Regions from separate parts of the Homo sapiens genome. Here region 2 is linked to region 1. The links are chromatin contacts, found by Hi-C or POLR2A ChIA-PET in ENCODE. All regions are on one chromosome and are shown on one strand. The core of a region is the stretch at or near the end of the contact, and the rest is flanking DNA. Distances in the headings are between cores, read along the strand shown.

Region 1 (7,382 bases), core at 2,377-4,876:
GCCTATTAGTTCAATCCCAACTGAGCATTCCCCAATGGCTTTCCCTTGAGTTGCGTCTTAGGCCCAAAGTTCCTGTGTGAACGTGGAACCTTGAACAAAATAAGGTATTAGCTACTCACCAAGAAGGTGAATCGCTAATAGACCAATTTCCTGCCAGGACATTGAACAAACACTGTATATTGTTACACACGTGCACAAACAACACAGTATAGCACACCTCACTATGGCATCTTTCTGGCGGGTGACGACCACGTGCGTACACAGGCGCTCGCACATACACACATACAGATGCACAATACGTGGGCTGAGCAGCACCGTACAAATCAACCTGAACTGGGAGAAAGGATGACAGAAGTTTCTCACTGCTGTTTTAGAAGGTGACTCTGCCGTTTCTAACACCATACACACACACACACACACACACACACACACACACACACACACAGAGGCATAGATTATTTTATACATTTTTTCCTTTTTTTCTATTTCCTTCTTTTCTTTCTTCTTTTTTTCTTTTTTGGCTACTCATTACCATTCTTTAACTGTTACAATTTATATCAGCATATAATGTTAAATAATTACAGGGAGCGGAGCTCACTCTAGTGAGGATATAAACGCGCTGTGGGAATCTACAGATTTAAACAAATAACACTCACAGCAGGGGGTGAGCGGATGAATTAGCATTAATATCCTGCCTGGGAGATCCCAGTGCACTGGTACTGCTTAAATACAGATCTTTTCTGTAACAGTCAATATGACAGCTCCCGGCAATACGGCCCCTTTCCCTTTCCCAGTCAATATAGCAGCCAGTGAAAATAGAAACGTCCCTATAGCAATCAATATAGCAGCCAGCTAAAATAAACCCTTCCCTTTTAAGGGCTATATAATAGTCAGCTAAATGGAAGAATTGGCACCCCTGCTGGATAGCTCAGCAGAGAAGCCAAGGAATGAGCAGGCCATGAGCACTAAATGATCCTTCTGTTCCTCAGAGGCCCTGCCCAGGGAAGGGGAAGATATCCTTAGGTAGAGAACCAAGAGGGAACCTGCGAGGGACACTTGGCTCCCAGGCCCTAGGAGTAATTACCCATGTCCTAAGCAGGCTATCGGGCCACCCCTCACTGCAGTTCAATTAAAACGGCCAGAAACTTTAGAATCCTTGTTCAAGCTGTCGGCTGGAACAGGGGAACACACTGGTCTTTGGTGGGAACTGAGACCATGTTGACTCAAACCCCGCCACCATCCTGTTCCCACCTTAGCCTCAGAAGGGTAGAGTATTATGTGAACAGCCTGTGGTTTTCTGATTTCTAGAATCAGGGATAGCAGCTATGTTAGAATCAGACAACCAGCCAGGTGGGTGAAAAACAGCATTCTATGTGGAATCCTACCCCAGTGTATATACAGAACTCACTTTCAAAACTCACAGCCATCAATTTGTTAACTATTGTGAAAACACGCTATTTTCTCCCACTCACATCATAGAAAACACTCTCACACTCTCCTTCATTGGAGGCATACAGGAAAAAAAATGTATTCTAATATAAGTCAAAGGATGGCTCACCCTGAAGGCCAAAAGAGACCAAAGGCCTTTTATAAAAGAAGGAAAAGGGCCGGGCACGGTGGCCTACGCCTGTAATCCCAGCATTCTGGGAGACCAAGGTGGGTGGATCACGAGGTCACGAGATCCAGACCATCCCAGCTAACACGATGAAACCTCATCTCTACTAAAAATACAAAAAATTAGCCGGGCGTGGTGGCACACGCCTGTAGTCCCAGCTACTCAGGAGGCTGAGGCAGGGAATCGCTTGAACCCGTGAGGCGGAGGTTGCAGTGAGCCGACATCACGCCACTGCACTCCAGCCTGGCGACAGAGCAAGACTCCATCATAAAAAATAAAAGTTAAAAAAAAAAAGAAGGAAAAGAACAGGGAGCATTTCATTTAAAAACGATCCTATGCATCTGAATATATTGTTCTTTTTCATTATAACTAGCTACTTCTAAAATTAGTTCAGTTGGATTTAAGGATTTGACAAATGTGGAATATAACCACCGACGCCAGTGCAGGTTTCCAACCAACACCCCTGAAGTTAATGCTGGGATTCTGCTATGCTTCAAAGCAGGCGAACATCAGGGATCCACCCCACCTTCATTAAAATTCCACAATCTGTCTGCCATCCTTTGGATGAATCCACAGAAGTCTCTGTTTCCCTGGCCAGGTGTTTCAACACCCAGCAATGCTCATGTCATCAATCAGGTGACTTAGTCAAGTGCCACAGTGTTGGGTATCAGAAAAAAAGATCCAGAAAGTCCTGGTCTGAGAGCTCTAGTCCTTAAAAATTTAGACTTGGGCCAGGCACGGTGGCTCACGTCTGTAATCTCAGCACTTTGGGAGGCCGAGGAGGGCAGATCACGAGGTCAGGAGGTCGAGACCATCCTGGCTAACATGGTGAAACCCTGTCTCTACTAAAAATACCAAAATTAGCCGAGCGTGGGGGCAGGCGCCTGTAGTCCCAGTTATTCGGGAAGCTGAGGCAGGAGAATGGCGTAAACCCGGGAGGCGGAGCGTGCAGTGAGCCAAGATTATGCCACTGCACTCCAGCCTGGGTGACAGAGCAAGACTCCGTCTCAAAAAATATATATATTTAGACTCAACACCCCACCTAAGCCATAAGACTGAGCAGAAATTCTAGTATGTGACACCTCTGGAGAGAAACAGGTTAACACAATCAAGCCTCTCTTCTGGCAATACACGTGTTGATGAGGTCCTGCAGTCCACAGAAGACTTGGAAGTCAAAGAGGTCACAGGTCCCAGAGACCACAGAAGTCAGAGGTCCCACGGGCCACAGAGGTCAGAGATCTCACAGGCCACAGAAGTCAGAGGTCTCACAGTCCATGGAATTCAGAGGTCCCTGGGTCCACAGAAGTCACAGTCCCACGGTCTATGGAAGTCAGAGGCCCCACAATCCACAGAAGTCATAAATTCTAGAGTCCACAGAAGTCAGGAGTCCATAGTCCACAGATGTCAGGGGTCCCTCCATCTCTAGAAGTTATAGGTCCTACAGTTCATGGCAGACTTTCCTAGGAAAATTTAAACTCTGATGTGCATGGTCATTTCCATTTCTAAACCCTACACAAAAATCTGAGGGGAGACACGCTCAATCAGATAGCATTAAAGCTGGAAAGAACGCACCATGATGTTAGCAAAAACCACTTCAACTACTCATGCCATTAGAGTCATCAAAGGGGGGAGGCAGGAAGGAAGGGAGGGACAGAGAAAGAGACAGTAATGAAAGAGAAAATAAGTCTGAAAAGAAAGGAGAAAATAGAAATATAAAAGATTAGAAAAAACAGGAGATAACAAAATAAAAAAGACAAAAACCTCACTTTGGCATTTACAGTTTAAAGCTGTCAGGGCATTTTATGAAATGACAGTTGCAATAAAACAAATAGAATGGTGAGTCATCTGGGTTCCAACTTCTGAGTCAAAAGGGGCTGTTTCTAGACAAACCAGCAGCTCTGCTGCCTGCACATTTAACGATGCCTATCGGTGCACCACAGCTACGGAACAGGATGTGGAGAACGAGGAGGTGGGAGTGAGCATTGTCTTTACTGGTCCCAGTGTCATTGCAAATAAAGACTGTCAAGATTTAAACCATAATAATGGAAAGGCTATAAAGGTCTCAGTTATAATGTTTCCTCTGATGTTCCCTTTCATAAAATGGCCTCTTTATGTTGCTTGCGTAGCAGTCATCCACTGAACATCGGCATATGTGTGGCCCAGTGGGAATGTTGCACCCTAAGTTCCTAGCAGGACGCCAGGCAGCAACTGTGCAATCCAACTCCTTGGCTCATCATCTCCATCGCACATAAGTGAGCACACACACTCACTCATTCCACAAATATGTATGAGTGCCTATTTTCTGCCAGGAGCTGAGCAATACGGTATATGCCCAACCCATACAGGGCTTAGCAAAGTGCCTAGGTGCCAAACAGCCAGGAAACACACATGCAAAATATATACGGCCATACAACACAGGGACTCCTTTCCTACTTTGGCACCTAAAAGTCTTACATAAGTGCCTGGCAGCCTAGCAGGAAATGGGACTTTTCCTTCTCCATGCCAGAGCAAAGTAGATAAGCTGGAACACAAATCAGATAAATGCTCAAAAAGGGGGCTTAATATGGTGCCCACAAAGACTTGCCTTTACTTGGACACACCAGACAAAAATGCACAGAAACCTGCTGTTTCAACAGAATTATTTATCTGCAGCCTGCCATCTAACCATTCTAGGCACCAGGGAACCTCAAAGGAAAATACAAACAAAACCTCTGCAAATTAATACTTTGTAGACATGCCAAGGAGGCATGAACTAAGAAAGACACCAGCAGCACGTGTAGGGATGAAATGAGGCTGAAACCTGTAAACCAGGGAGCCGTGTGATGCAATTAGAGATGCCAAAGTCCAAAATTAGGAAAGGATCGATCTAGTCAAGCCCAACTTGGTGGCAGGTAGAGAATAACTCACATTTCTAGGTGGGCAGCCTGTGCCAACCACAAACCATCCCTGGGCTGCCTTCCCTGCTGATCTATAATTGGTGGGTCAGTGATGGAGCTACCAATTATCTTGAGGCCCCCTGTATTTAGTTCACAGACAAAGGGAAGCAGGAGAGACCAGTTAGTAATGAGTAAGTAATGGCCACGAAAATACATTGTATTATACAAAGCTGCTTCGGCAGGAAAAGCCATTTGGAAAATAAAGCGTAAAAGAATAAAATAAGCTGGAGAAACTCAATTTTCTCCTCCCTTCCTCCCAAAGCCACACTTAGGATAAAATGAGGTTTGTGCAGGTTAATCCTTAAGAGGTAAGAAAAAAATGATTAAATACATTTAAAAAATCAATTGTACATTAAACCAAATCCAGGAACTGCAAAAACAAACACGGCAGCGTTCCTCCAGCCGGCATTAGCTCTGCCAGTCTGGTCAGTAGGGGATACCCCCACCTGATGGAGCCCGCTGAGGTCACAGAAGACAAGCAGAGAGGAAGGGGAGAGAACCAGGGCTGGGGAGTGGGATGGGACCACAGATCTGGATTTCACTGGAACTGAAGTTATTTCTAGATATTATAAAGAAATAAAATGCCTTACAAATGGGGCTCTGGGGACCAGGCTGAATTCTTCAAAAATCCAATAGAAATAATAATAATGAGAATCATTTGATAAACAGAAATTATAAACCACCTTACTGTCAAATGATGTGCCACTATTTCTCGTTATTTCTTCTGTTTATTAACAAATTCTATTAACTGCCATTTTTCAGACAACAGAGAGCTGGAGAGGTGAGGTTAAGAGGCATGCCTTTGCCGGGCGCGGTGGCTCACGCCTGTAATCCCAACACTTTGGGAGGCCGAGGCAGGCGGATCATGAGGTCAGGAGATTGAGACCATCCTGGCTGACATGGTGAAACCCCATCTCTACTAACAACAAAAAAAAATTACAAAAAAATTAGCCGGACGTGGCGGCGGGCGCCTGTAGTCCCAGCTACTCGGGAGGCTGAGGCAGGAGAATGGCGTGAACCTAGGAGGCGGTGTTTGCAGTGAGCCGAGATCGCACCACTGCACTCTAGCCTGGGCGACAGAGCGAGACTCCGTCTCAAAAAAAAAAAGGAGGCATGCCTTTGTCTTTCAGGAATGCCACTCTCTGCAGTGGAGCTGGATGGAAACTCCCACCCTTCCCCAGTACCCTGGGATCTTCAGATGAAAGCCTGAAAGAATGCAAAGCCACAAGAAAGTGGCCCTAGGTCACCCGCTCCTCCCTCAGTGGAGTCAAGGCTGAGAATTCTTAGCTAATCCTAAATAAACCTCACATGGCTGAAATGTCACGGCCAATTTGCTTCCCCGTGTGGACTGCAACCATCTGGTTCTGCCTGCAACCAGCCTTTCTCCTCCTGGGCACCTGCCTCAGCCACACAGCTGGAAGATCTGGCAGGCAGGAGCATTCAGAGGGCACAGTAGGAGGTGCACTTCTGGGGGGGAGGGAGCTGGGACTCACTCTGACAAGGCACAAGTTGCCCATATGTCAGTCTTGGGCCCCCAATCTAAAAATCTGGCACATCCAAGGCCGGGCGCGGCAGCTCACGCCTGTAACCCCAGCACTTTGGGAGGCCGAGGTCAGGAGATCGAGACCATCCTGGCTAACACAGTGAAACCCCGTCTCTACTAAAAATACAAAAAAATTAGCAGGGCATGGTGGCGGGCGCCTGTAGTCCCAGCTACTCGGGAGGCTGAGGCAGGAGAATGGCATGAATCCGGGAGGCGGAGCTTGCAGACAGCCGAGATCGCACCACTGTACTCCAGCCTGGGTGACAGAGCGAGACTCCGTCTCAAAAAAAAAACAAAAACAAAAAACAAAAAAATGGCACATCTGCAATGTTCCCCTTCATGTGTTTCTGAAATAAGTCATTTAGAATTGAAGAGAAACCTCTGTAAGACTAGTTTGGATAGGGGGAGGGAGTGGGGTTGGGGGGAAATGCTGACAGGAAGAACAGGTAATCAACCATATGACAGTGGTATTCCCAACAGAATTAAAGACACGTGCCCATGGGGGAAAGTTTCAAAACCTCTAAACATTATTTGAGTGGGTTATCAATGTCTAGCTCTTGGCAACAAGTAAGATCTGACAGAAAGATTTTACTCTCTTAAAGACATCTCTATTCTCTTATCTTCAAAGCAGGTGAACTTTGCTGCCTTAACTCTGACAATGAGGAATTTGTGGATGTTGATAGAAACACAGATAAAGGATTTACCTGAGGGGGCAGAGAAAGTAGAAATAAAAGATCCTGGATATTGTATTTTCTTTACTTATGCGGATTCCAGTGACTCCCTGGAGACCTGCAGGCACCACTTTAAGAGCTGGAGTCCAGAGCAAATTGCTCAATTGTCCAACCTTCTCCCCGCCAGCAAGAGACAGAACAACAAGCGGCTGCTGCCCCCTAGAAGCTACCAGGGGCATAGCACCTTGCTATATAGACATCACATGAAAAGATCCTATTATCTCCTCTCCATCCCATAACCTGTCATTAGTGAGGTACATGGGTGCAGACGCCTCCTCTGAGCACAAGGAGGCACACATCACCTGTGATAAATTAATAGGCGCCTTTTCAACAGCTAAGATGCACACAAAAGACTCCAACCACGGAGAGCACACTAAGGCAGCAGCCTCAGAAAGGAGGTACAGAATCACCAGGCAGCACTGAGCATCGGCTGAAGATACGTTTGTGCAGCGGGCGCCCCGCACGCACGCTAGTGTGCCTGACAGCGCGGTCCACACCGCACCCATACCTGCTCTCCCCGTCTGCACAGGTTCAGCAGCATGGACACCAGCTTTCAA
Region 2 (7,382 bases), core at 3,516-6,015, 81 kb after region 1:
CAGCTGAAAGCAAGTCACCCACTTTCCAAGGAGTGCGTCTTACTCGGAACAAATGCGGCAAATGAAAACCCCTGCCTGCCATTCTGTGTACACCTGCAAGCAATTACCACCGTGGACACGCTGCAGCTCCCTCCGCAGAGGGGCGGCCACCCCCAGGCACCATGTTCTCAAACCCTGAGCAATCAAACCACCCGAAGACATGGTTTTTAATACAGGCACCAGCATTCAGGGTCCTGGAGATGGTATTCACACCTTTTTCACTTGGGACTGAATAACTTGGGTTCTTTAACAAAAAATACTTGGAAAACTTCAAAAAATGTTCAAATAAGTGTGAATCACCGTGATTGAAGGAGGCGTCATGTTCTTGCAGAACCATGATTAGAGACAAGCCTCCACAAAACACACGGAAAACTGAATAGCTAAAGCTCTCCTGAAATAACCCACCAGATGGAGAGGCCCCAAAAAGCTACACAGACGCAGTGTCGGATAATCAAGTTCTCTACCCACCTTGCAAACATTTCAAGGTCTTTGGCAAAATTTTCTGAAAGAGAAAAAAAAGATACACACTTTAGGCACCCTCCCATCTAATTTCAGAAGCAGAAAAAGTGAAGCCTTGATTTCTACAGCCAGTACAGTGACTTGACTAATATAACAAACCCTCTTAAAGGTGAAAGGAGGCATTTCCAGCAGCCCCACCATTCCATAAGAGCCTGTAGCTTTTTATTCATGACGATCTCCTTGTCCTTCCCAGAGCCCTTCACCCTTCATGGCAAGTCTTCCGTTAATTGTGACTATGCCTTTGGTTTCTAGAAACTATCCTTTAACTTCTGCTACAGTTAAGGCTTGTGAGGTCTTTCATTTCCCCTCTGAAGTCAAGCAAATACCAATGCTACAAGCTCAGCTGTCAAAGAAACTATGGGTGATATAAAAACGTTATAAAGCACTGAAATAAAGAATTTAATGTCTAATGTTCTAGCCATCAGGGCAGTTTAAAACAATAAAATAAAGGCGTTAATGCCCCAGTGTTAGTGTAATAGGAAAAAAATAGTTCTTCCCATAAAATATCCACATCTCACAGCCAAGAAGAGAAGTGTTTCACGAAGAACGCATGAGGATGATAATATTCTTGGTCTGCTGGTCAGACTCGCCACAGCTCCCACCCACGCACTGCTCCCAGGTGAAATCAACCTTTGGGGTTTACAGACATGGCTGGGGAGGCCGAAGCTTCATACCACACTGTCGGAAAGTCAGCTCCGAAATGGCCGCAATGGTCTGTTTGCTGAACTGCATCTCTTTGTCCAATGCAACTTCCTCGCAAAGACAACCCACAGTATAGTGAACTGCTGCCTTTAGCCTCTGGGGAAAAACATCAAAATATTTCACGGGTAAGGCTGCAAATAAGAGCTTTTCACGCCTTAAAAAATGAAGACCAAGGAGAGGGTCTGCTCAGCCCAATCCCTCTGGCGCTTTCCATAATGGCTGAGTGGCTTTTCAAGTGTACTAATAAGTTAATGAGACCCACTGGAGTGCGACTTGTGGAAACATTACTTCCTTGTTAATGGTTATGATTTATGTCAGGTAAAGATAAGAAATTAGATGGCAAGTCAGTGGGGAGACAGGTCAGACTGATGCCTGCCAAGGCCCTGAGTGGTTTCACTCACTTATTCCAAACTATCTGCAGAGCTCCAACTCAGTAAGGGCATATGCTAGGTGTTTGGGAAACAATGAAAAACCGGGCAGGGAACTTTGCCCTTAAGGCAGTTAATCAACAATACAGAAGGATCCCATCCCTCTGCTGCAAGCCCCTGGCAGCCCCAGGCCTGCACGTCACAGAGGACAGAAGTACAACACGGGAAAGGCTCAAGAGGGCACACCCACCCCTCTCGATTTGGAGGGTTGGGAGGCCACCTCCACGGGGCCCTCACTGCTCCTTGGCAAACCTTTTCAATACTGAAAAAGATCTCTCCACCCCTTGCAGAAAATTACCGAGAGGGGAGGATGAGCCTCAATTGCAAGACAAGCTAAGCAATGGTCTCAGCCACGTGTCGACAGAGTTCTGTTGAGCCCACCTGTGGGTACTCCGCCTCGGGGCCGAAGACACAGCTGAGCTGCACGTGATGACAGCTGAACCCACAAGGGCATAAAATCTACCAGCAAGTGTTCAACGCATAGGCAAGAGGAGGAGGAACTGCCAAAACCCAAGTCCAGGAACTCAGGATAGAGGCCAGACAGATGAGGAGGGCATCTACTTTCCTGAATTTCAGACCTCACAAGACTAGGTAAGCTGAGGCCTCTGGTAGGAGAAGCCAAAGAGGCATCAACCTGGGAGGCACGAAGATCACAGGTGTGATCACTGCACACTACAGCCTCGAACTCCTGGGCTCAAGTGAACCTCCTGCCTCAGCCTCTTGAGTAGCTGGGACTACAGGCCCACAACACCCTGCCCGGCTCAAGGTCATCTTTTTTAGGTATGGGTGGGGGTCAGGGTACAGGACATGAATTCTTCTGAATGCTCTTGGCTCCAGGAATTTTTCTCAGATCTTCCTCCTCCTCCTCCTCCCCTCCCCCTGGCTGGGCTGGGGTATCACTGCACTTAGAGGCTAAATCACTAAACTCCTCAAGGGCAGGACCCTGTCAATTTTGTTCACTGCTGCCTACCAAGTGCCTAGAACAGTTGGTTACATGAATGGGGGGAAATCGTCTACAAGCTAATCACAGCTGAGGGGCAAATTTCTCAGCCCATCTTTGCAGCTTCATCAGTAAGCATTTGTTGGTCTATTGAGAGCCAGGCTCTGTTCTAGGGACTAAGAACAGGCCGGGCACAGTGGTTCACACCTGTAATCTCAGCATTTTAGGAGGCCAAGGCGGGCAGATCACTTGAGGTCAGGAGTTCAAAACCAGCCTGGCCAACATGGTGAAACTGTCTCTACTAAACATACAAAATTAGCTGGGCGTGGTGGCAGGGGCCTGTAATCCCAGCTGCTCAGGAGGCTGAGGCAGGAGAATCTCCTGAACCTGGGAGGTGGAGGTTGCAGTGAGGCGAGATGGAGCCACTGCACTCCAGCCTGGACAACAAGAGTGAAACTACGTTTCAAAAAAAACAAAAACCAACCAAAAAAAAACAGGGTAGGCAGGACCAAAGATGACTAAATGCAATGCACCATCCTTAACTGAATCCTGGATGAAGGAAAAAAGACAGTTAAAAGAAACATCTTTAGGACAAGTGGGGGCACTTGACAATGCACATTCAATAGAGTTTTATCAAAATTAATTGTCCCACTTCCTGAGTGGGACAATTTATTGAAATGATGTAGTAGGAGAATGCCTTTTTTTTTTTTTTTTCTGAGATGGAGTCTCGCTCTGTCACCCAGGCTGGAGTGCAATGGTGCGATCTCGGCTCACTGCAACCTCCGCCTCCCGGGTTCAAGCGATTCCCCTGCCTCAACGTCCCGAGTAGCTGGGATTACAGGCACCTGCCACCACACTCGGCTAATTTTTGTACTTTTAGTTGAGAGGGGGTTTCCATGTTGGCCAGTCTGGTCTCGAACTCCTGACCTCAAGTGATCTGCCCACCTCGGCCTCCCAAAGTGCTGGAATTACAGGCGTGAGCCACCGCGCCCAGCCAATGCCTTGTTTTTGGGAGATGTGTACTAAAGAATTAAAATGTAAAGGCGAAGTGTCAAAATATCTGCAATTAATTCTCCAATCGCGGGGCTGGGAGGGAAGCATGGGAGCAAACAGAGCAAAATGCTAACTAGTGGTGAATCAAGGTGACGGGCATCTGGGCATTCTGTACCGTGTTCTTGCAACTTTTCTGAAGGTTTGAACTTCTCAAAAGACAAGGGGCAGGGTAGACAGCTGCTGCAGTGTAACTTTGTAGAGAGGAAACTCCCGCGTCTGGAGCTCATTCCCGCGTTTCTTCAGTCCGTCCTCTTTAAGGTCGCCACTCCGGGTCTTGCTTTTAAGCCTCTTCACGGCAACGTTCTCAGCCTCTGACGCCCCATATGCCCGGCGCTGATGAAAGGAACGAATGGGATGCCCGCAGCTACCCTGACAAGTGATTATTCTTATGACGATTTTGCAGAGAAGAAAATTGCGTCTGGGCCGAGTCGATACGATCACAAGTTGGCGGGGCAGAGATTCGAACCCACATCTAAGGACGAGCTCTGGGCCTGACTGGTCCGCACCGCGTCCCTGCATCAGTAACGAGGGGTCGACGCCTCCAGGGCCAGCGTTCCAGAGCTCCGGCCCGAACCGCCCACCGCGTACGGGCGTCACCTGGAATGTCTAATGCCGACGTTGTACCCTCACGAAAACCCCATCTGAGAAGGGGAAACCGAGGATTCATCGCAAGGCCAGAAGGTGGCCTCTCGCCGCCGGACCCCGGCGCCCGCACGCTCCCCTAGAACCGCTTCCTCCCCAGCCAGCGCAGGCCAGGGTCCAGCCGCGTTGCCGCGGAAACCGCCTCCCAGCACCACCCGCGGCAGTTAAGCCAACGCATGCGCAGCCGCGGGGGGCGCCCGGGGGCGGGGTGCCGATGAGAAGCCGCCGGGGGCTGCCGGGTACTTTTCTGTCCAGAAACTCGACGCCGTCCTGCCCCAGCCCAGCCCGACCCCCGTTTTCCTGTACCTGTTGGTAAGAGAATCGCTGCTGCTCCTCGGTCTCCGCCTCCTCCTCCATCACTGCGGGCCGACCCTGGGCAAACGCAGGAGGGCCGAGAAGGGGCGGTGGTGCGCGGCCAGGTCGGATTTTCCCGCCGCGGCGCGAGCGACGGGCCGCGCGGGCGGACAAAGTACGCAGCTCCGCCCTGCCTCGCGCGCCCCCTGGCGGCGCTCCGTTGAGGGGATTCCGCCGTCGGCCTCCAGCCAGCCCCCTGCTCAGCTTGCTCTGCGGAGGTGGCCGGGCGACGCGGGGACATGACCACCGAGGTCACTGCTGCACCCCAGAGCCTGATTCAGCGCCTGGCACAACGCTGAGCACCACTCTCCGCGAAACACGTGTGCGCATAGGTGCAAAGCGTGTTCCAGTCGGGTGTAGAGGATGCGTAGCCCACGATTTACAGATCATGTAACGCAGTACACATTATCAGGAGCTCCATGCACCTGTACCTCAGGTGTATCTTGCAAAATCGACCATCAACTTTATCATTCTATCACCAACAATAGCGTCACAAAGACTACAATGAGTGAACGACCCGTGACCTCATTCAGCGAGTGGAACAGGAACTGCGTTGTTGCCATTGGCAGGAGTATAGTTCTGACACAAGTGTTACTGTTTTTCCTTTATGTTAACGATGAAGTGAGACCATCAAACCCAATTTTGGTTTGTTTTTATTGTAGTTTTTTGAGAGGCAGGGTCTCACTCTGCCGCCCAGGCTGGAGTGCAGTGGCACCACCAAGACTCACTGTAACCTCCACCTCCTGGGCTCAGGTGATCCTCCCACTTCAGCCTCCCAAGTAGCTGGGACCACAAGCCTGCATCAGCGCACCTGGCTAATTTTTATTTTTTGTAGAGACCAGGTCTCACTATGTTGCCCAGGCTGGTATCAAACTCCTGGCTTCAAACAATCATCCCACCTCAGCCTCCCAAAGTGCTGGAATTACAGGTGTGAGCCACCATGCCCTGCCTGTATTTCTAGGTTTTTGTTTTATTATTTTTTATTGCCTATATTTCTGTATTCTGCATTTGTCACAAGCAGGTGCTACTTTCAGAACGAAGGAAAGCACATAAAGCCACTCCTTGTCTTCCTTTCCCAGGGACGTCCCTCAAGTTCCCTAAGCTTGCCAGGGGCTGAAACCCAGATCAAAGCTTTTTGGAGGAATCAGCCTTCTGAGGACTTTCCTCTGCATCTGCTCAGTGGGTGGCATCTGGAAATGACAGGCACTTCTCGCCTCTGTCCACTGCTCTCTGTGGGCATCCCAGTCTACCTGGACAGTCCTCCTGCCCAAGCAGGGCAAGCCTCTGACGGATTCCCCTAATGGGCAGCATGGGGCTGGGCAGGGCAGGCCATCCAGAGTGAGACCAAGCCTGCAGCAGGAGAGAAGGCCGGTCGCTGGTTGGTGAGCAGCCCCATTTAGAGCACACTGTGGCTGCAAAGCCCAGCTCCCTCCCTTGAGCCTGGTGACCCCAAGCAAGTCACAGGACGTGGCCAAGCTTCATGTCCCTTATTTATCAACTGGGGACAGTAGTTCCAACTTCACAGGGCAGGTGTCAGGTTTTAAACAATTGCCTCACATAAGAGCTAAAGAAATTGTAACAATTCGTCCCAGGAAGTTCCTGTGCTTTGTACCTGTGTGTTCCCTCATTTTAAAGCAGTTGCTTCCCAGGATTAAAGAACAGTATTCCAGTGACATGTGTGCAATACAGAGGCACTTAAGAGCCTCAGAGGCTAGGAGCAGTGGCTCATACCTGTAATTCCTGCACTTTGGGAGGCCGAGGCAGGTAGATCACTTGAGGTGAGGAGTTCAAGACCAGCCTGGCCAACATGATGAAACCCTGTCTCTACCAAAAAATACAAAAATTAGCCAGACATGGTGGCACATGCTTGTAATCCTAGCACTTGGGAGGCTAAGGCAGGAGGATTGCTTGAACCCGGGAGGTGAAGGTTGCAGTGAGCTGAGATCGCACCATAGCACTCCAGCCTGGGCAACAGAGCGAGACTCTGTCTCAAAAAAAAAGGTCTGAGAAATAGGTCGAGGGTTGAGGTATTCATTACAGAAAATGGAACTGGGTGTGGTGGTTCAAGCCTGTAATCCCAACACTTAGGGAGACCAAGGCAGGAGGATCACTTGAGCCCAGTTCAAGGCTATGGTGAGCCGTGATTGCCCCACTGTTTTCCAGCCAGGGTGACAGAGGGAGACACTGTCTCTAAAAAAAATAATGAAAAAAGGATATATTAATATTTGGTTGAAACTTACTTGATGAAGAAGTAGCCCTATAATCTGGCCACTAGATGTCAGTGTTGCACTACAGCGTGAAGCAAGGCCAGGGATGCCCGCTGGCAATGTTGCCATGACACTGAGCACTTTGCACTTGTCCTCGCTCTAGGCACTCATTTAATATCTCATCTGCCCTCAAAAGTAGGTGCTGTTAGCCCCATTTTACATGAGGAAACAGGTGAAAGAACTCTGCCCAAGGCTAAACTACTGGGAAGTGATAGAGACCAGATTTGATTATTAGGCTGGTTTCCGAGTTTCCGGTTTATCCACTGCCCTCACCATAAATAAGACAAAGACCTTGGTGGGTTTCTTTAATCCTTTTCATCTGCATTAAGGAGGGTTCCATAAATATTTAGTTCAGCCGGGCGTGGTGGCTCACGCCTATAATCCCAGCACTTTGGGAGGCCGAGGCAGGCGGATCACCTGAGGTCAGGAGTTCGAGAC

What was found. A loop is a pair of places that touch in the nucleus more often than their neighbours do. ChIA-PET counts read pairs that join two places held with the same protein, here RNA polymerase II (POLR2A). Pooled maps may share reads with other maps.
Region 2: a pooled map shows a loop between it and region 1 (5-fold over the local background). The contact joins the promoter of CENPS-CORT here to the enhancer-like site in region 1. A Hi-C loop is called at or near these places in 8 of 50 pooled maps. POLR2A ChIA-PET finds 5 or more read pairs at or near these places in 7 of 52 experiments (CD4-positive, alpha-beta T cell, CD4-positive, alpha-beta memory T cell, H1 and 3 more).

Annotation. Positions count from the first base shown.
Region 1 is chr1:10,507,220-10,514,601 of GRCh38, reverse strand. All of the region lies in intron 2 of PEX14 (peroxisomal biogenesis factor 14), which reads right to left. Among named protein-coding and RNA genes, the nearest start is that of PEX14, 36 kb to the right of the region's middle. RefSeq lists enhancers at 5,246-5,934, 7,109-7,168, 7,199-7,258. Within about 2 kb of position 3,626, at least 19 of the 41 ENCODE cell types and tissues checked have a DNase peak (open chromatin) inside an H3K27ac peak, as active enhancers do; they include CD4-positive, alpha-beta T cell, where a contact is called at or near this core.
Region 2 is chr1:10,427,816-10,435,197 of GRCh38, reverse strand. CENPS-CORT (CENPS-CORT readthrough) reads right to left here and starts at 4,765. Exons shown (of 4, transcript NM_199006.3): 1 at 4,630-4,765; 2 at 1,233-1,356; 3 at 508-541. The coding sequence starts at 4,680. It overlaps CENPS (centromere protein S), which reads right to left and starts at 4,765. Exons shown (of 5, transcript NM_199294.3): 1 at 4,630-4,765; 2 at 1,233-1,356; 3 at 508-541. The coding sequence starts at 4,680. RefSeq lists enhancers at 1,462-2,042, 4,118-4,167 and silencers at 4,418-4,667, 6,832-7,126.